Regions from separate parts of the Mus musculus genome. Here region 1 is linked to region 2. A link is a loop called in an ENCODE intact Hi-C map of the cell type or tissue named here. Cell type or tissue: heart. All regions are shown on one strand. Each heading gives the region's core, and the rest is flanking DNA. Links, peaks and the distances in the headings are about the cores only.

Region 1 (11,294 bases), core at 1,767-9,766, 170 kb after region 2:
GTGTTAAAAATGTAATTTAGTCAAGTAACTCATAGAAATAATTTTCTTTTTTCATCTTTTTAAAAATTAGATATTTTCTTTATTTACATTTTAAATTTTGTCCCCTTTCCCCATTTCCCCTCTGAACACCCCCCCATCCCATCCCCCTTCCACCTGCTCACTAACCTACCCACTCCCACTTCCCTATCCTGGCATTTCTCTATACTGTGGCCCTTCACAAGACCAAGGGCCTCTCCTCTCATTGATGTCCCACAAGGCCATTCTCTGTTATATATATGGCTGGAACCATGGGTCCCTCCATGTACTCTTTGGTTGGTGGTTTAGTCCCTGGGAGCTCTGGGGGTACTGATTGTTTCATATTGTTGTTCCTCCTATGAAGCTGCAAACTCCTTCAGCTCCTTGGATCCTTTCTCTAGCTCCTTCATTGGAGACCCCGTGCTCAGTCCAATGGATGGCTGTGTGCATTCACCTCTGTATTTGTCAGGCACTGGCAGAGCCTCTCAGGAGACAGCTATATCAGGCTTCTGTCAGCAAGCACTTGTTGGCATCCACAATAGTGTCTGGGTTTGGTAACTGGATATGGGATTAATGGAAAACTCCAACACAAGGAGGAAAACTACACCTTAGAAATAGCAAGAAAATAATCTTCTTTTAACAAACCAAAAAGAAGATAGCCACATAAATATAATTCCAACTCTAACAATAAAAATAACAGGAAGCAGCAATCACTTTTCCTTAATATCTCTTAATATCAATGGACTCAATTCCCCAATAAAAAGGAAATGTTTTCAAAACAGCAGTTTGGGGAGCTATGGCTCTGTGGCTGTTTTACTTCATTAACTAGTATCATAAACGTTTTAGATACACGCATTGCCCAGAATCACTCATTTGTCCCCTTGCTTTGCAAGCACGCCACTGAAAAGCTGGGAGTAAACACCAAGGCTAGGTCACCAAGCCACCGTGCCCTTTCAGAACTCTTGCTCTTGTGAAATCCCAGGGTCCTCGTTCTTCATCTTGAACCACGCCTGCCTTCATCCAAATTCTCTTCCTAGCCATCCTCGGTGCCCCTCACCCCTGCTATGACGGAAGCTTACACAATCCAGGGCTCTAGATCGTCAGACCCTTTCCAAGCAGTCTGTGGAATCTTGTGTGTAATAAATGAACCCAGCCTCTTGTGATAGTCGTCTGTGTGGTGGACTGGTGGAGTTTATTCCACTGCAGTGTTTATTAGTAGCTCCAGGCGTGGGACTTGTCACTAGACGTGGGACTTGTCACTAGAAGCCTGATTTACCCTCTGAGTCTGGCAGAGATGTGCTTTTATTTAATGGGATTCCTGTGATCCTGGCAGATGATCATACAAGTGAAAGATCCTCTTCCTCCTCTTCCTCTTCCTCCTCCTCTTCCTCCACCTCTTCCTCCTCCTCTTCCTCCTCCTCTTCTTCCTCCTCTTCCTCCTCTGTGTTACTTTTGTTTGCAGCACAAGTAAAATTTAGTTCCCTTAGTGTATTGATTTCATAAGCCAATTTGGCTGAAAATCAGACAGTTTTCTTACTAAATGGTACCCAGTTCATGTAGCAGACGCTTGGAATTAATTTAGAAGGATTTTTGTTTAGAAAAGTTGACAACTTGTAATTCTTTTTAAAAATGACGCATTGCCTTTTAAATATTTATTTTGTTTTAATTATGAATGTGTATGTATGTGTCTTAAGTTGGTATGTAGCACATGTGTACAGGTGCCCACAGAGGTCAGAAGAGGGCATAGCATCTCCCGGAGTTGAAGTTACTGATGGTTATGAGCCACCATGTGGGTACTGGGATTAAGCCGAAGTCTTCTGCAAGAGTGGTCAGTGCTCTCTCCAGCCCTGACTTCTTATTCTTAGATTCCTCACTTTAACTAGAACGTTATGCATTTCTTCCCAAGTTCTTCATCTTTTGCCTTTTTCTCAGTAGCTTAGAGATGGGAATTATGGGTATGGAGAGAAAGAAGGACTTGCTTAGAGATACTTCCCATGTTCCCTCCTCCTGCTGGCCTAACATAGCCTGCTTACCCCAACATGTCGGCCTGCACCCCATGGACAAAATCCACAGTGTGACCTGGGAGCTGGCCATGTATTGGTGCCTTTCCCTCTTGCTGATCCAAACACTGTTATTTTGCTTCTTTTAAAGGACTACAGAGCATTGCGGTTTTGCTCTGTTAATTCCAGGTGCTCAGGTTTAAGAATGTAATTTCTGGCAAATATTTCTTGAGAGCTTATGAATTGACATGGCTTCAGAGTGGACATGCTGCCATGAAAAACAGTCACATTTCTGCCCGAGGGGAACAGGGGCTTGATTGTCTCCGCCTGCTTCCCGATTCGTCAGCCCCAGGCACACTTAAAGCTGATGTGCTCAACGTTAATAGTTCATATTTTACACTAGCTTTTTTGTATGATTTTCCACCTCTGTTTGCCTTCCTCTAATTCCTCATTTTCAGATAGACACCTGAAATCATAACAGTGTCCTTGATCTTAGTTTTGCATACGTTTATTTGCCAGCAGAGTTTCATTTTTGTACACCAGTGGAGAAACGTCAAAGACATGACAAATATATAGATTCTTTATGCTGCTTATCCCGAATATGAAATGGGGAAATTCTGAAATAACATTATCAGAATTATGGTCTCAGTCTCCTATATTTTTTTAAAGAGCCTAAACAGGCCTGAGTCGCTGGGCATTCATATGTCCTTACCAGGGATAGCTTTTATAATTTTCTTTTTCTTCTAAGAGAAGAAGACTATTTGTATATTCTATGTTAGTTTATGTACTTTATGCTGCTCTCCTACTAGATTTTAAGTAAAGATAGGAACCGTATTAGTGAATTTTTCATAACTCTGACATAGAGCCTAAGAAAATCAATTTATAAGCAAGAAAGGTTGCCCTTGGCCCACTGTTTCAGTACATGCTAATTTGCCTCTGGTTCTGGTGGACCTGTGGTACTTGAATTAGATAGGTTTAGCAGTGCCATGACCAAAACGATTTAAGCTTGGAAGGATTTATCTTGGCCCACAGTTTGAAGGTGTTGCCCATCACGTGAGGCAGGCGGGGAGGCAGGTGCGTGAGGCAGCTGGTCACATCGTAGGAAGCAGACAAGAGACATGCTGGTTCTCAGCACACTCTCTTCCTTTTGTTTAGTTGGGGACCCTAGTCCATGGAATATTGCCACCTGAGTTCAGGATGGGTCATTCAGCCTTAGGTAAGCCTCTTTAGAAATGCCCCCACAAATACAGCGAGAGGCACGTCTCCTAGGTGATTCTAAATCAAGATCACCCACCAAGGTGATGTAGTCTCCCATCAGTTTCCCCACAGACACCTGTGGCAGGAAATGACTATTTCCATGTGTTTTGTTAGGGTTTCATTGCTGTGAAGGGACAGCATGGCCAAAGTAACTCTTATGAAAGTAAACATTTAACGGCAGCTGGCTTACAGTTTCAGAGGTTCAGTCCATTATCATCATGGAAGGAAGAGCCAAGAGTTCTACACCTTGATCCAAAGGCAGCCAGGAGGATGCTTTGGATCACACTGGCCAGATTTGAGCATCTATATGAGACCTCAAAGCCCCGCCAATAGTACCAAAGGCCGGTGGTGTATATACACACAGTCTTTAGGGAACACTTACCTAAACCACAGCAGGAATCATATCTGTTTTGTCTCCTATAGAATAAATGTATAGAACTGCCCTATCCTTCATGGGAGGCATTAATCACATTAGCAATTTATGTTTACATTTAAGCTGATTTAATAAAAATATAATGGCCAGTTCCTGGGGAATCTTGGCTTTCTACATCGTGAGCGCTCAGCTCTGTGCTGAGTGGTTCTGATGTAACGGATTCTTCAACTCTGAGCCCGTCATTGTACTTTACCCCGGGTAATCACAGCACTCAGGAGACTAAGAGAGGAGACACGTTGAGAGTTCAAGACCAACCTAGTGAATTCCAGGATAGCCTGAGCTATAGAATGAGGCTCTGCCTTCTAAAACAGCCACTGCCACCACCCCACAACAACACAGGCTGGGAGAAGGCTCGGCGTTAAGAGCACCTGTTGCTCTTGCAGAGAACAAGAGTTCAGTTCCCAGCAACAACCTCAGGCGGCTGTAGAACTCAGACGGGCACATCTGATGAGTGAATGGGTTAGGGCTTGGGTTGGCTGGTGCTGATCAATGCTGGATGAATATTGAGTACTGATTTACCAAGGTCATTTTGACTTTAACTTTTTGCTGTTGGCATTGCTTAAGCCCTAGTACTGGATTGGCCATTAGTGAAAACAAAATACTAGTATTTAATAGCACTTAAAAGCATAACTTGGGGCAGCCCTCTTATGGGATAACTATTGGCATCATGGCCAAGTCATTTTAAAATTTTATAAATAACTTTTATAAGTCCCACAACCATTAGAATGGCAATAAGCGGTTTTAATGGCCTCTTTAAGTTGGTAAGAATTAAGTAAAATAACACAATTTAAGTGCTTGGCACAGGGGCTGGCATACTTAAATTCTAAATAAATGAGCATTACTGGGATTAATTTAATGAAGTGGTGAGCTGGACCTATGATTTCTTCAGGCTATGCGTGTGGACGTTTTCTGCTGTTGTGTTAACTTTGAAGTTTGGGGAAAGGTTTTCCTTCCCACAATAAAAGCCATATTTACTACTATTTATTAAGAAGTAGAATATGTTCATGACTTAAAAGACTTTATTCTCTTTTTTCCTTTAGAGTGTGTGTGTGTGTATGTGTGTGTGTGTGTGTGTGTGTGTGTGATGTTTGATGCTACATGTATGGGAGTCTTCACCTGGAGTTACGGGTGACTATTACTCATCCCATAAGGATGCTAGAAACCAAACTCTGGTCTTCTGCAAAAGTAGAAAGCACTCTTAACCACGTCTAGGTCCCTACACAGTTTCATATATACACAAAACGCGCTTATATACATATATATAGTACACATAAGCACACATGTATATAGAGAGTGGCAGAAGCATGGGGGAGGAGAGGGAGAGATGGAGGTGGGGAGGGAGGGAAAGAGAATGTATTGTATTATACGTGTTCTCTATTACTCTGTGGTACCTCGTTTCTTTCCCTCAGAACCTCTTCTTCCTAATTAGTCCTCGGTGGCTACACCGTCAGAGAAAATGGCACCCCTTCCTTCAGTGACCATTAACAGACATTTACAAGAGCCAGGCCATATCTGGGTGACAGCATCTCATGCCCCTCATTTCTATTCTTCAGTTCTTAGTTTCCTTCTGCCCTGTCTTTCCTGGGCCGTGGAGCACGGTGGGAGGAGCACGGTGGGTGGAGCACAGTGGGTGGGGTGTGACGCATCCCATTTGAGGCCGTGTGCTCATCGGCCACTCTTTTCAGCACTGACCCAATAGAGTCTCACCATCAACTATCATCACCCTGGGCACGAAAGGAGCTTTGCAGCCCCAGGCTAAAGTCGCATCAGCCTGTGGCCAGGCACATAAGTGTTTAGAAGGCACTTTCAACAATAGATCCTAACTTACTGGCCTTAATTAACTTTTTTTTTCAATTGTTATGACTGCATGAATAAGTAAATGTACCTGGAAGATTTTCTTAGGACTTTGACTAGCAGTGTGAATGCAGAGCTATCTCCATGCTTGTTTTGGGTTAACTCCTAAAGAATGGGCTCCAAGTTTTACTCACTCCCATGGGCTTTACCTAACGCAAGCATGCAAGCAAGCAAGCAAGCCAACAACACAGCTAATAATCAAAACCGTAAATAACCAATTCTACACCCAAGGGTGAATTTCAGGCTTCCTTTAGACTCCTGCTCCTGGGACACGTTTAAAGCTCGGACTTATTTCCTAGAAGAGTATCGCAAGCTGACGCTTGCTTCCTCATGAGCCAGCAGCCCTGTTTCACTGGGGTACTGCTTCACTTGGGCGCTTTGGGTATTTCCTGGGGTTGGAGAGCAGTGCCTGTTGACATAATAACACAAGGCAGCTCAGCATATGCCAACACATCAGCTGACTCTGACGGACACAGATGTCCTTGTGTGTTCCTTCACCCTGGTTGCTATGGCACCTTTATTTTAGTATAAACTTGTACTCATATTTCATAGTCCACCTGGGTGGCTCAGGTTCACGGTGGAGGTGACTTTTCTCCTGAACTTTCCACGAACTAATAGTTAATGTTTAAACTACCAAACTAGAGAAAATGGCAGAATTAGGGCCATAAACATATAGAAACCCAGTAGCTAGTGGGACCCAAGAAACCCGTGGGTTTTTACAATCAATCTGGGCAGCCAGGAATATCTTTTTATGATAAATAAAGGAGATGACCCGGAAAATTAGATAAAGATGCTAGGAAATTAAAAACAAAGGAGAATGCAAGAAGGACAGATGCTTATTCCAAGAGCCTTTATTATACAGTGGGAAGGGTTAGAAAACTTAAGGAAATAAACAACAAGGCATTGCATTTCAGGTGGAAGCTAAGGGGAAGTTGTTGATGATACCCAGCAAAACCAAGAGTGGAGAGAGAATATTAAATTACAGGGCCAGACATTGTATGTGAAAGAAGTGTCTTCACAGGAGGAATGAAAGTCCCAGAGGAAAGTAGACACTAGATTTTCTCTGTCTAACACAAAATCTTTCTAACAAAATGTTCGGATGCTTCTAATTGTGTCCGACACGATTTCCTTAATTCAGTCTCATTCAGTTTTGATCTGACTGTGATTTGCTCTCAGTGGTACTAATCTCACGTCCCCTGCAGCCTCACCACTGATGACTTCCTGTAGCAGAAGTCCTTCTTCAGGGATCATAGTGGAGGGGTGCCTGGCCATCCCTGTCCTCCATGCCTGACTCAGCCTCAGGGCCTAGGGAAGGACCCAGTGCCTGGCCCTTCCCAGCTTCAGGGTGTCGCCCTGCATTCTGTCTGCCTGTTCCGGGTACCGCTAACCATCCTTGGATGTCTCTCTCCCTCAGTGTGCATTATGAAGTCTTTATCTTGCCTGCCTTCAATTCTGTTGGTTTTGGAAGCTGTTTTGCTTTCTAGACCAATTCTTGCTTAGTTCTTCTTGAATCTTGTACTCTGCTCTCTTTGCAGTATGTGTGTGTGTGTGTTGTATGTTGTGTTTTGTGTATTGTGTGTGTGTCTGAGTGTGTGTGACTGTATGTGTGTTTCTGTATGTGTGTTTATGTCATGTATGTGTGTTTATGTCACGTGTGTATATTCACACAGAAGCCAGAAAAGGGTATCAGATCTCCTGGAGCTGGAGTTACACACATTGTGAGAAGCCTGTTTTGAGTCTAGAATTGGTTCATCTGAAACAAATAGCAGGTGCACTTAAAAAATTAATTTTATTATTTTTAAATATAAATGTGTATGTTTGTGTGTGGGCCGGGTGGTAAGTGTATGTGATTTCCCACAGAGGCCAGAGGCAGGAGGTTTTAGACAACCACCACCCTCCCCTAACCTGAAGCCATCTGACATTTGTGCTGAATGTTGGCTACCACACTCAGGTCCTCTGGAAGAGAAGGAAACTCAGTTACGAGCCATCTCTCTGGCCTGCAGAGCCCTGATAACTGCAGAGACATTTCTCTAGCCCCCGAATCCTTTCTCTTACTCCCTCCCACGAGCATTCCTTCATAAGATAAGAACATTTTAGAGGATCTGTTGGCAGCTCTTGGTTAGCAGCGAATCCAGGAATCTGCTTTAGGTTTGATTTGTCTTCTTAGTAGGAAGAGAACTTGGGCCTCCCCTGTACCTCCTAGCCAGAGTTAAAGTGGCCTTTTGCTTTCTCTCTCTTTCTCAGTTCCTTTTAACTGCCAGTGTCCTAACCACTGAACTTAGAGGCCCTCATCCATTTTTTTTTAATGTATTGAGCATTATTTTGTGTATTTGTGTATTCATTGACGGACCGTGTATGCTATAGTGTATAGGGGTATGTATGTGAAGGTGTGGGGGTGTATGTACATGCCATGGTGTGTGTATGGGGGTTGGGGTATAGATGTGGTTGTAAGTAACAGGGTGTGTGTGTGTGTGTGTGTGTGTGTGTGTGTTGTATGTAGGAGTGGGGTGGGTATAAGTGTGGATATAAATGTGGTTGTAAGTACTGGGCTGTGTTTGTATGTGTGTGTGGGAGGATGTTTGTGTACATGCCGTGGGGTGTGTATGGGTAAGTAGGTGTGGTATATAAGGGGAGAGGTTATAGGTGTGTGTGTGTGTGTGTGTGTGTGTGTGTGTGTGGTGCCCTGACAACTCTTGGCTGCCTGACAGTTGTCAGTGCTCCCCTTCCCTGGTGTGTTCCAGGGAGCAAACGGAGGCTGACAGGTTTGAGGGGCAAGCACATTTACCTGCTGAGACATCTCACTGGTCCCATACTAATTTCTAATAGCACACTGAGACACCTTGATGATTGAAAATAAAGGGAAAACATTTGAAAACATGTATTTCTGTCTTTGTGAGTACAGTATCAAGGCACAGAATGATCTGGAAAGGGAGTCGTCCACATGACTCAAAAGTTTCATGTTTTCTGGTACTTGCTGCTGTGGACTTAGAATGTTAGACATGGTGACCTCAGCACACTGTGATAGCTGCAGTTCTGTTCTCCAAGTGAGTGGGGCCCAATACAGCCACGGTGCCAGCAGCTGTCACTGTGATGCTGAGAAGGGACAGATTGTTGTAGCTGGCCACCCATTCTCTCAGAATATTCAGTACCTCAGCAGGAAGGCAGGCAGGAAGAGATGAACCCAAACCATGAAGACTTCTCTCCTTTTGGTTTTGCAGTGCTAGAGACCAAATCCATGCTATGCTCCTCCACCATCAGACTATACTCCTTACCTGGACATAGCATCTTCTTATATGATACATGGGATGTGTTCTGGGGTGATGTGCACATCTGCATTAGGCTTCTATATAAAACCTTATTAACAGTCTTAAAAGACAGAATTTCATTGTTTTGGCAAAAGGAGTCTGTGACCTAGTAATAAGAGTTTTAGCTGTACACTGGTGGAACGTTCCTTTAATCCCAGCACTTGGGAGGCAGAGGCAGGTAGATTTCTGAGTTCGAGGTCAGCCTGGTCTACATAGTGAGTTCCAGGACAGCCAGGGCTATACAGAGAAATCCTGTCTCAAAAAACAAAACAAAACAAAACAAAACAAAACAAAACAAAACAAAACAAAACAAAACAAAAGAGTTTTAAAGTGAAATCACCTTAGGGGAATACACTTAGGACTTAGAAACATGGAAAGATTTCAGAACACCAGCGGCTGGAAGATGCCAGGAGCTCTTTGTAGGTTTGATCATTTGTAAGGATATGCTGTGCAATCCAGGTGACATAACTCACGCCTTCGATCCCAACAGTTGGGGGATTTCTGTAGCATTGAATTCAGGATTAGCCTGGGCTACATACTGAGTTTCGGGTCAGTGTGGGCTGCAGAGGTAGAAAACTGTCGCTTGCTTTGTGAAGCACTGATGATCACAAGGAATTGAAGCTGAATCCTCTGTAGTATAGTGTTCACCACTAATGTCCCTTGCTCTAAGTGTGGGTCTAAACCTATGGGTTGTGACCCATTTAGTGGTCGTGTTATCAGATAACCTATATATCAGATATTTATAGGATGATTCATAACAGTAGCAAAATTAAAGTTATGAAATAACTATAAAATAATTTTATGCTTAGGGGTCACCATATCACGAGGACCTGTGTTAAAGGGTCTCGGCATTAGAAAGGTTGGGAACTTGTGCTAAGATCAATCATGCTGAAAGAGAAAGATAACCAGCAAATGCTACATCTCATCTGTGGCTGAAGTGCCTCTCACAGTGCCTGTAAAAGCCTAGGACTTGCTCTCTTAGAATCCATTTACACATCAGAATGGGATGCGAATTCAGACTTGTCAATCTCCTTAAGAACTTCTTAGAGCATGAATCGCTGCCTTCCCACGCTCCCTGTGTCCGTCAGACCCGGGTAGCTCTTCATTTGCTTGCCTTTGTTGAGGGAAAATGTTGAACTGTACAAATGTAGTCAGTGTCACTGCCAGGGAAAAAAGTGGTGCCTAACAGTAAAAAATGTGGCACATGAGATCTCTGGTGACATTTGATATGCAGTGCTCAATGAAGCAAGTCACTGGAGGAGTCTCTGCAGTAGACCTCATGGCTGGTCAATGAATACTAGGCTTCAAGGTTGATAACAGGAGGCCGACATTGAGAAAAAGTGTTGGGGGATGAGTTGTGGCGAGTGGGGTGACTTTCCTCTCTATTTCTCACTCCTAAGTACTGGTCCCCAGTATGCTTATGGCTAGAAAATGAATTGTCACAAAGTCTCTGCTTTGTCTTCTCCTGGTTGACGAAGACCACGGAGACCTCCTGCCTCCTTAGGAATTGGAACAGCAGAATCTTTCTTTCACTCCTGGAATTGTTGAACTTCTTAGACGAAGCTTCCTTCTTAAAATTCTGCTCGTCCTGTGGTAGTGCTCGCTGAGGTCTTTTGTTCAGGGTTGGGTCTTGCCCATGCCTTGGTTCTCCTGACTGCTTTTTTTTTGAAAATTGGTATTCCGTCCCTAGTGCAGAACTAAAGTATAGCCCCGTTCCTTTCTGAATCTCTTGAAACAGGTCTTTCACGGGAGAGAAATAATTGGGTTTCTAGCCAATGGATCGGAGCTCTTTTTTATTCATTTATTTCCGCTTAATTAATAAAGACACAGAATAAAGAAAGAAATGGGTGAGAATAGAATAATCTCCCACGGAAGAAAATTCTAAAAATCAGTGAAGGCACCCCCTCCTTGAGTTGTGGAGTCTTTCTGTGAAGCAAGACAGTAACTTCCTGTTACTAGCCTTGAAGGCTAGTATTCAGTACTCTGCTTTGACCCACAGAGTGGCTACTTTTCTAGAGCCACACAATGGGAAGGAGGGAAGCCACTTAACAGTGGGAACCCAGGAAAGATCCGAGTCCATGACTGATGTGACCACAAGTGACAAACCACAAGCCAATACTGTTGATGTGATGAGATGAAGCCAAGATGGCACATCTCTGTGTCTCCTGTGGTTGAGTGAAGCTCTACAGACTCTGAAAGGAGTCAGAAAGGATTCAGGGTCACTGGGATGGGTTGCCATGTATATGTTGCCATTTGGATAAATGCTTTGCAAATGTAGTCAAGACGAAGTCAGACTGTCCGCATGAACCCCAACTGTCCCTAAAAGAAGGGGAAAATTTGGACACAGTGTGTCCTGTGACAGGTAAAGCCTTCAGACCTGTCAGAGGAAGCTTAGCCTACAGATAGCGCTGTTTTCAGAGAGTCAAGTGA
Region 2 (11,294 bases), core at 2,311-10,310:
AAGAAAGAAAGAAAGAGACCTAGTAACAGTCCCAATATAAAAGAGCTTAATTTTAGGAATTCTTTTAGGATCATCATTAAGACTTAAGTTATCTATTTGCCTATATAGCATCACTACAAGACAGTGCATCTTCATAGATCTGACTCTGATCAAAATGGGTGGGCTAATACCTAGTGATTGTTATATATGTTTAATAATAACAGGAAAAGCATATTAATAGCAGGAATCTTTCCTAAAATGAATTCTCTTAGGCCCTTGCCTATAAGAGCAAATTTGTAGCAGATTAATCCAAAGCAGACCATCTCAGGAAGATCACCTGCTAGTTAATAGCTTGTCCTATTATGGCTCCTGACAGAATTCAGTTCCTAGCTCTCACACCAGGCTGCTCACAACTATTTATAACTCCAGCTCCAGGTGTTTGAATACCCTCTTCTGGTCTCTGGGCAGCTGCACTTATATGCACACACCCACATACAGACAAGCACAAGCACACGACTAAAAGTAAGCCAGGAGGACTGGTAACTCATATCTGTAATCCCAGCACTCAGGAAGCAGAGACAGGTGGATCTCTATGTGTTGAGGCCAGCCTGCTCTACCTACTGAATTCCAGGCTGGCCAGGGACACAGTGAAAAACCCTACCAAAAAAGAAAACCTTTTTAAAAACTAAAATAGTCATAAATTATGACATAGGTTTTACATGTATGTGATACAATTAAAATCACTGCAGTAAACACACAGGTCAGGTACACGGGGGGGGGGGTGGGGGGGGGGGGAGTCAGCAATTATTTACTCAACAAACTTTCTCTGTGGGACTAAAACAATCCTCTGGGGTCTGCAAAAAGTCTCTGGGGCCAGTGAAAGGGGAAAACACACACACCACACACTCACACATGCTCATACACACACACACTCACACATGCTCACACACACACTCTCACACACACTCACACACACTTGCACACACTCACACACACACTCACACACAATCACACACTTGCACACACTCACACACACACTCTCACACACACACTCACACACTCTCACACACACACTCACACACACTCTCACACACACACTCACACACACTCTCTCACACACACACAGTCACACACACACACACTCTCACACACACACAGTCACACACACTCTCACACACACAGTCACACACACAAACACACACACACACACTTGAGGAATGAAGCAAGATTCCGACAAGCTCCAACAATTTATTTTCTTGTTCTTGTTTATTTTCTTGTTCCTTATATATACCAGCAAAATCTTCCAAGTAATATAAAAATTGCAATGTGTTCGCATTCTATTTTTCTTCAAGTGAAAAAAAAAACTATCATTTTCCCAATTCAAATATTTTACACATTGTATGTGAAAAACAAATTATTCCCAAGAACCCATATACATTGGTACCTGAGCAACTTGTTATAGGTTAGCAAAGTGTAAGCAAGCTAGGTATTTTTCTCAGCCAGTTCTCTTACGGCAGACTGCAATTTACAAAGTTACTGCAAGTTACAAAGAAAGGATCAATTATTATTTATCTTAAAAAGTAATCTTATAGAAATATCTTTCAAGAATCACCAAATATTAACTTTTATATATATAAAAAAGTCATTTCTACTTTAAATCCTCAGGATGCATATCTACATATTAACAATTTTTATCAAATCATATCAGGAAGCAGAGGGCAAACATGGGTACAAGAAACTAATTACCACCTCGATCACCAGCCCAGCTTCAGCAAGAGAGGCTCGTACTATTTGGGCTGCCAGTGTTCTTGTTCCTGACCTAACAAATCCATCACCCGACTATCAAGAGTGCGCCTTTCTCAACTTTGAATTGTTCCCCTAGATTTTCTAGGTCAAGGCCACTCAAAAAAAGCATCGTACTCAAACTCTACTAACAATCTATGTCTCTAAATTCTAAGGATGGTGGTTGAACCATTCATCCACTCCAGCCTGAAAAAGAGCAATCACTATGGGTGTGAGTGCCTACAACACTGCCCCGTGAGAGGCTGGAAACCCCCTCCAAGTTTTTATAAGACTCGTAGTTTATGAGGGATGTGATGACCATATTGGTAACAAGCAGAGCGCAACTCACAGGAATGAAATTCATGAAGTCCTCAGGAAAGCTAAAGCTGTTCCGCTGTTCCTCTTGCACAGCCCCCAGCACACATCCCTGGTACTGTTGTGTTTTCTTGATGATGTCTTTTATTTGCCTCTGCAGGCAATGCAGTGATCTCTGTCATCAGTAATCAACTATTCACTAACCATCAGTGACTCTTCTGACTCCAGATCACCAAGGCAGAAGTGCCATGGAGGAACTCACTGTCTATAGTAACATGAGGCACTTCACAGGGTCTCAAGCTGTAGCCTGGGCTGGAAGGTGGTTTGTAACAATGTATCATGTGTTTTCTTTTCTCCTCTGTCTCATTAGGCTTGTCTTGGTTATATTTTTATAACTTTACCTGGAAAATTAATACACTTTTTATGATGGTGGGAAACAAGTTGCTTTTGTTGTGGGAAATGCCAAGTTCTGCTGTCAAGCAGAGTGAGAGACCTAATATAGACACTTGGAGTACTTTTTCTAAACTCTGGCTGTTCATCTTCTGATTGAAAAATATTTTGCATTTATTTAGTGTGCATATGTGTGCATGTACACAAATGTGGAGGTCAGAGGACAACTCGGGGGTACCAGTTCTCTTCTTCAGCGATGCAGAAAGAGAAAATCAGCTCATAGATTTTGTTGCAAGTGCCTTTACCCACCAAGCCATATTGCCAGCCCTTTCTAGATTTTAAGTTACAGGGCATGGTCTCACGTATATGAGGATGGACTCAAACGTGCTGTGGTGAAGATAATCTTGAACTTCAGATCTTCTGCCTCTCCCTGCCAGGTGCAGGAGTCACAGGGGCCTGGAGACGGAGTCCCGCGCTTCATCCATGCCAGGCAAACTTTGAACAGACTGTGGCACATCTTAGCCCCTTGTACTCTGTTTGTTTAGTTTTACTTTAGACTTTGAGTCAAAAACATGAAATGTTTGAGTAAGTGAGAATGGCCTTAGCCCCTCTTGATCCTCCTGCCTCCATCTCCAGAGTCAGAGGGGTGTTTTTTGATGAAAAGATCAGTTCTCGTTTGTTGTTTGTGTTTTTAATCGACATAATGAAGATAGAGATAGACTCTGTGGGATAAAATGAGATCCCCTTCCCACCAACATTCCTCGCATACTCCTGAGAAGTAACAATACACCTATGTGATGCATCTACTTTCCCTGGATAATTCACAGGTGAGATTTGTAATCATAGTGATCGTTTATGTAATATAGGTGTCCTCAGGAAAAAAAGGAGGACCATAGTCATGTCTTCCATGGATGGCTTTTGAGAAATAAAGTCATTAATATGAACATTTTGGTCCTTAGACAAATCAGGAGAGAAACAGACGCAGCCCTCACTAAAGAACAGCCCAGCATCCAGGCAAGGGCTCAGCAAGTGTCAAGTGGGAACCAGCAGGGACCTTTGGGCAAACTCAAGTGCTTCCCTGGCTACCCAGTATAAAGGAAAAGCAGTCCCAGGAAGGGTGTGAGAAGAGATGGTTAAAAATGATAAACAGGGTTGGAGAGATGGCTTAGTGGCTAAGAGCACTGACTGCTCTTCCAGGGGTCCTGAGTTCAATTCCCAGCAACCACATGGTGGCTCACAACCATCTACAATGGGATCTGATGTCCTCTTCTGGTGTGTCTGAAGAGAGCAATGGTGAATACATAAAATAAATAAGTAAAAGAATGATAAACAAAGGGTCACCCTGTGAGCGGTCCCTGCTTCTGCTTTTCCTCCTGTTCTGAAGGAGCAGGGATAGGGGGCTGTGGTTGTAGCTTTGGTGGTAGAACATTTGTGTGGCGTACAGCCTGGAGGTTTAACCTCTGCCCAGCAAGAAGCAGTGGAAGAGCCAGCCGGATGAAGTCACAACTCTCAGGCTACCTTAGGTAGTATTGCTAACTTGAGGAAAGCCTAGATATACCTGAGAATAGAGAATCTCAACCTAGGAATTGTCTCCAGCAGATTGGCCTATCGGCATGTCCTGTAAAGTATTTTCTTTATTGTTGATTGCGTTGGGAGGGCCCAGCCCATTGTGAGCTGTGCCGCATCCGGGCCTTGCTTGCTACACAAGAAAAGTGGCAGAGTAATGTAGGATAGTAAGCAATAAGCACTCTTCTTTTGTGGTCCCTTCCTTGGCTTCTCTGGAGGGTTGATTATAACTGGTTCCTCCCTAAATTGACATTGGCTAGTGTTTTATCAAAGCAACAAAAAAGCAAACCAGGACACAGGCTCTTTACACTAATTGGCAATTATTATCTAGCTGTGGGGCAAAAGCAGCCCCTTAACTTGCCCTCTTGGCCACTTGGTTTTTTCTAGAGATGGAACAGTACTCCTTAGAGACCTTCTCAGCCAAAACAGTACTGAAAGAACCCTTGCCTTCACCTGTGGACCCCTAGGTCAGATCAGGAGGCATTTGAGAGGAGACAATTCCATTACAGACCCGAGTAATGTGGGTATTAGTGCTACCAAGCACAGAGAAGTTGAGTGGAGGAAATGCTAACGTTAGATAGTAAGTCTGTGCCTGTCCCCAACAAAGAGAAAAGCATTAAAAATTGGGAGCCATCCTGTAGCCCAGAGTTTCTTGGGAGCAGTTACTGCCTTCTTTGTGAAGGATGTTATGAGGGCTGTTTCTGCATGTGTTGGGCGGGGTGGGAGTTGTGTGGCATTGTGGGGAAGGAATGGAGATGGAAACTGGATTTGACTGCTATACAAAGAGACAGGACTGGCTGCTAACAGGCCAGGAAACTGTGGCCTGAGAGATTTGGGGTAGAACACAAGTAAATGGGAAGCCAGTCAGAAGCAAATCCAAAAGGCCAACTCACCGGTCTGTACTTCCTTCTGCAGGACCAACAGAACAACCAGATGAGGGAAAAATGAGACTGGCAGGGATGTGGTGATGGCTCAGACAGTCATGTGATTGCCTACAAGCGAGAGGATCTGAGTTTGATTGCCAGGGCCCACCTTAAAAATCTGGGTGCCCTGAGTTAGGATAAGAATCCCAGTACCTGGAAGGGAAGACAATCCGTGCCCCAGGATTTGTCAGCCTAGACTAATGGATGAGTTCCATAAAACCAAGGTGGCTGGCGCCTGAAGAACAACATTCAAGGTTGATGTTTAGTGGGCTCATGCACATGCACGCACACGGGCACGGTTTGCAGTCCTACCCACTCCTTAACACAGTGGAAAGGTGAAGTCCGGTGGTTTACGTACAATTACACCTATTGCAGGTATTTATAAAGGGGCAAAGAAAAATTATGCACAGCCTCTTTGCACCACTGACATAGATCTAAAGGGAAAGTGATTAATACACACTGCTGCCTCCCACACATCCAGCTCTCCAGGGTACCTGGCTCGCCCAGCTGCCTCTCTGAACATACTGTGATCCTGTATCCAGGCACCACTAGAGAGCAATCCTCGGTTTTATATATATATCCAATACATATATCCAATATATATATCCAATATATATATATCCAATTCATTGCCAACCTGTGTCAGTCCTAGTCATTAAGTAGCTACAACACACCTTTACTAACTCATACCATTTCCTATGTGATAAATGCTACATCCTTCTCGATGGTATTTCTGCCTCTAGTTTCCTCTCTCTGTAGTCTGGGGATGTTCCCATCAAGAGGCACAACTGCAGTGTGTGAGAAACTCATAAAAACAACCCAGTCCCTAGATCTTGACTTAATTGGCTTGTACTGGTAACTGGTAAATAGCCTCAGCAAAGGACCACCCTGAGTAGCTGTCTGGCCTAGAACTCACTGTCTAGAGCAGGCTGCCCTCAGGGTTAGAACACTCCTACATCTGCCTCCCAAGTGTTAGAATTCAGGGCATATGCCAACACACCCAGAAAGAGCAAGGTTAAAACTCACTGGAGGCTGTTCAGACGTGTCAAGATAGTCAACAGCTATTGTTTCTATCTGCACTCTAGTGTGGAATTATTGCATTATCATTCTGTGGCTTGTGACTACTGTTGGGCCAGTCTAGTACCCCAGTTCCCAATGGTTGTGTGAGTGATGTCACTGGCTGGCACTCTGTAACTCCTTCTGCTTTCCTGGTTCGCTTTAGAGCGAGAAAGAGTGTCACTCTGTAGCCCTGGCTCGGGACTTCACTCTGTATTCTGGATTGGCATCGGAACTCACGGCAATCCTTCTGCCTTGGCCTCCCAGGTGGGGATTGTTCTCCCAGCCACTCTCCTGGTCTATAAAGTTCTAAACCCATTTGCCAGTGGCATTTAGCTACTTTTAATTTCCTAAATAAATGACTATTCCATTTACTCCCACATAAGTACATTTTATGACCCAGGTTAAATAAGCTCATTCAAACTTTAGTGTACTTTAATTATATTTTTAAAACATATAATGTGGCATTAAAACTTTAAAGTACTACTTAAAGTCAAATATTTTATGATGTCGATTACATGAAAATGTGAATTGATATGAAAAAGGCCTAGTGAATTCATTACAATGCTCTCTGAGAGTCGTTAAGTGAGAGGGTTATACATTTTGTTCGTATTTTTCTATGTTTTAGACATACATTACACCTTTAAACAGGAAAAATATAAACTATTTAAATATTTTTAATACACCATGCATTACTACATCTAAATGTACTTGACTCTTGGATTCTTTGATTAGTTAATGGCCCGGTGAGAAATACATGAGCAAAAGTGAATTTTCCCTGTAGCCACTAGATGGCGATCATTCAACATCTATTACACAAATTGCTAAGGCCAACCTTGCAGACTGTTTGACACAAGTATTTTCATCTTTCAACTAACAAATTATAATGTCTTGCTTACATTTAGAAAATTTTAAATGCTCAATAAAATGTCGTTGGAATGATTAGTCCTCAAATGGACCTTTCACAAACACTTCTTGTTTATTGATACCAACTACTTTTACCCAATTTGGCACAGATGCCACTTAGAAAAGTGGCAGAAATCCCTTTCATCCTGGAATTCTCCTTTGTTTATACTCCTGACCTAGGCTTTCAGGTGATAACTACAACATGATTACTTAATTTAAGTAGAGAAACTCAAGGTTTAGGTCCCTGCTCCCCTCTATGAATGCTTTTTCATATTGGCAGAAACCTAAAGGGTCAAGTACGGGTCAAGTGGAGTCAAACTTCCAAATATCAGAAGACGGTAGGGAGAAAGGCTGTGGGGAGCCGCACTCACATTTGCCATTACAAGATGGCGCTGACAGCTGTGTTCTAAGTAGTAAATAATCTGCACATGTGCAGGGGCAGTTTTCCCGCCATGTGCTCTGCCTTTCTCGTGATGACAACTGGGCCGATTGGCTGCAGCCAATCAGGGAGTAACACGTCCTAGGCGGAGGATAATTCTCCTTAAAAGGGACGGGGTTCTGGCACTCCCTCTTCTTCATCTCTTCGCCTCTTCGTCTCTTTGTCTCTTTCTCTTTGTCTCTTCGTCTCTTTGCCTCTTCGTCTCTTTGTCTCTTTCTCTTCGTCTTTTCCTCTGCTCTCTCTGCGTCTCTCTGCGTCTCTCTGCGTCTCTCTCTCTCTCTCTCTCTCCCTCTCTGCCTCTCTCTGCCACGCTCTTCCTCTCTTGCTCCTGAAGATGTAAGCAATAAAGCTTTTGCCGCAGAAGATTCCGGTTTGTTGCGTCTTTCCTGGCCGGTTGCGAACGCGAGTAAGAAAAGGCAAGCACTTGAGGAATGTCATGGCACACATCTGTGTCATAGTGATTCTGAGCTGTGTCTGAAATAATGTATACGTGGATATTACCAATGAATAGTCCTAAGATTTCACAGAATAATCAATTGGAAATACAGTTTAATTTTTAATTTTTTAATCATGCATATGTGTGGCTGTGTTAATGTATGCATGAATATGGGTGCCTATAAGGCCAAAAGAGGGTATCATATCCCCTAGAGCTGGAGTTCCCGGCTGCTGGGAGACATCTGACACGGGGTGCTGGGTACAGAACTCAGGCTCTCTGGAAAAACGCTGAGTGTGCTTAGAACTGAGCCATCTCTTCAACTCTGACAAGGATGTTTAGAAATCTGCATTGCCGATTGCATAATGGCCCACGCCTTTAATCCCAGCTCATGGGATGCAGAGGCAGATGAGTCGGTCAGCCTGGTCTACACACTGAGTTCCAGGACAACCGGGGCTACACAGAGAAAACCTGTCTTGAAAAAAATAAAATAAAATCTGTATCCCCATTTTCCACCATTTTTGCATCTAGCGTAATGCTAAGTATCAACGAAGTCTCCAGTGGTTTCTAGAGCTGTTTTTCTCCTTTCCTTAGTCTGATCGCTTATCAATGGCACTCCTTCTCCTTGTTAGATTCACTTTGGTTGAACAATGTCCCGAGCACTGCATCCACTTCCTGGTAAACAAGACTTCGATGAATCAGAGCTGGGAGATGCAGAGCTGGTTTTCTGCCACGTCAACTGGCCTTCTGCTTTAAAAGAGTGAGAGGCGTTACTAACGTCTAGATTGTAGAACTGGATATACATTCCAAGGGTTGTCACTGCTGACCAAATAAGAACACATAAGCACAGAGTGATTTTGTTAAAAAAAAAAACATATTTATTTGTATTTTATGTGTACGAGTGTTTTGCCTGCATGTATGTCTGGGCGCCATGATATAGGTGCTATGCCACTGGAGCCAGAAGAGGGCATCAGATCCCCTGGAACCGGAGTTACAGACACTTGTGAACCCTTGTGTGGGTGCTGGGAACCAAACCCAGCTCCTCCTCAAGAGCAAGTGTTCAAATGTTCTCAACGACTGAGCCAGCTCTTCAGCCCCTAGTAATTTTAAAATAACTTTTCTGGCATATATATATGTATGTATATATGTATGCCAGAAAAGTTATTTTATATATATTCAATTATTACCCCTAAAAGCCCAAAGAAAAGCTGAAATCACTCATAATTTCCCACCTCTGATAACGTTTCTTAGAAATGGCTATAAAACTAGTTTTAAGTGGTTTTGTTTCCCCTTTATGTTTTTTTTGTTTGTTTGTTTGTTTTGTCCAAAGTCTCTCAGGCTCTACTGCTGGGTTAAGCACCCAACTCCAGTTGTGGTAAACGCATGTAACCTCTCTCCAATCCCACACTTCTCCTGAGGGCGATTGTATTGTTTAGATTTATATTGTCATTGTGAATGATTTTTTTGCTTTTTTGGTTTTTTTGAGACAGGGTTCCTCTGTCCTGGCTGTCCTGGACTTGCTTTGTAGAGCAGGCTGGCCTTGAACTCACAGAGATCCACCTGCCTCTGCCTCCCAAGTGCTGGAACTAAAGTTGTGTGCCACCACATCCAACATATTGTGAATGGTTTAAAAGTAAGGGAAAAAAGGAGGGGGTGATCTTAAACTAAATTTCAACCTGCATTTAAGAACTGCTTCTGTCTAAATCAAAGTTTATTTTCTAAGTGGGGCTGTGGTGGTGCCTGCCATACATCACAGCACTGGAAAGGCAGAGACAAGAGGATCTCTGTGAGTTCGAGGCCAGCCTGGTCTATAGAGCAAGTTCCTAGACAGTCAAGGCCACACAGAGAAACCCTGTCTCGTAAAACAAAGAACAAACAAAAAAATTTATTTTCTTTTGTTGTGTTCAGAGTTCATGTTTAAGTGTTTTATTAGTATCTATTAATTATATGCATAATAACGTGTTCCCTTAAGACAATTTCATACATGAACAGACTGTGTTTCATACATTTGCATACCATGTTTCATACATGTGCATACCATGTTTCATATATGTGCATACAGTGTTTAATACATGTGCTCACAGTGTTTCATACATGAGCATACCGTGTTTCATATTTGTGCATACAGTGTTTCATACATGTGCACACAGTGGCTCATACATGAGCATACAGTGGTTCATACATGTGCATACAGTGTTTCATACATGAGCATACAGTGGTTCATACATGAATATACATTGTTTCTTTCATACATGAACATGCAGTGTTTCTTTCATACATGAGCATACAGTGTTTCTTTCATACATGAGCATACAGTGTTTCTTTCATACATAGCATACAATGTTTCATACATGAGCTGCAGTGGTTCATACATTAGCATACAGTGGCTCATACATGAACTACAGTTTTCATACATAAGCATACAGTGGTTCATACATGTGCATACAGTGGCTCATACATGAGCATACAGTGGTTCATACATGTGCATACAGTAGTTCATACATGTGCATACAGTGGTTCATGTATGAGCTGCAGTGGTTCATACATTAGCACACAGCAGCTCATACATGAACCACAGTTTTCATACATAAGCATACAGTGGTTCATATATGAGAATACAGTAGTTCATACATTAGCATACAGTGTTTCTTTCACATGAGCTATAGCTTTCATACATGAGCACACAGTGGTTCATATATGAGAATTCAGTGGTTCTTACATGAGCATACAATGTTTCTATCATATTTCCTCTCCCTGCACGATCTCTTGTTTGTTTCCCACTTCAGCTAATCCTTCCCACTTAGTCTCACTTCCACTTTTAAAATATGTTAAAATTTATTTATCTATGTCTCTGTGTGAGTGTATATGCATGCGTGTGCATACATGTGCATGCATGTGGAGGCCAGAAGGACTCCAGCGTCCTCCTCCACCACTCTCTGCCTACCCCTTTGAAGCCATCACTATCTTGAACCTAGAATGAATTAGCTTGGAAGCCATCAACCTCCAAAGACCCTACTGACTTCTACCCCTGAAGCCCTAGAGCTGTGGTGACAGGTGTTTGTGGGGACTCCCTGCTTTTTGTGAGGGTTCGGGGATCTGAATTTATGTCCCCATGATTGCAGAGCAAGTGTTATTAACCATTTAGCCGTCTTTTCCTGCCTGTCCCTTCTACACCCATCACGTTCTTGCTTACCCACATATCCCTGTTCCAGAATGTTAGTCATCTCTGTTCAAGCAGTCCTCCTATGGGCAGCCCTCATTGCTTCCACATGCAGTACCACTCTCTACATACATACCTCTGCATGAAGACATGGAAAAAAATAAAGTGAGAGAGCCAGAAGGGAAAAACTTACAAGGTAAGAAATGTGGTGTCAATGCTCACAGAATTAAGTGCCACTTCAGTTTTTAAAGCGTAACTAACTTAAGATCACACGTCAACATTCAACACGAATGCTGTTTGCATTCTAGTTCTAACAATTTCCTAATCTATCCAAACAAACAAACT

Evidence for each region. A loop is a pair of places that touch in the nucleus more often than their neighbours do. Peaks named below come from ENCODE experiments on the same cell type or tissue, not always from the same donor. Only the 100,000 strongest peaks of a DNase experiment are listed, where the experiment ranks them.
Region 1: a loop joins it to region 2, with 2.3 times the contacts of the local background. A loop is called at or near these places in 4 of 42 quality-filtered maps.

Annotation. Positions count from the first base shown.
Region 1 is chr6:137,545,100-137,556,393 of GRCm38, reverse strand. The region is part of intron 2 of Eps8 (epidermal growth factor receptor pathway substrate 8); the gene reads left to right. Among named protein-coding and RNA genes, the nearest start is that of Eps8, 99 kb to the left of the region's middle. In heart, for the core only: no CTCF peak of the experiment used is centred there; a DNase peak (open chromatin) is centred at 6,003; H3K27ac peaks cover 227 bases.
Region 2 is chr6:137,719,601-137,730,894 of GRCm38, reverse strand. No RefSeq gene overlaps it. Among named protein-coding and RNA genes, the nearest start is that of Strap, 9.8 kb to the left of the region's middle. In heart, for the core only: a CTCF peak has its summit at 6,791 (motif pointing right); no DNase peak of the experiment used is centred there.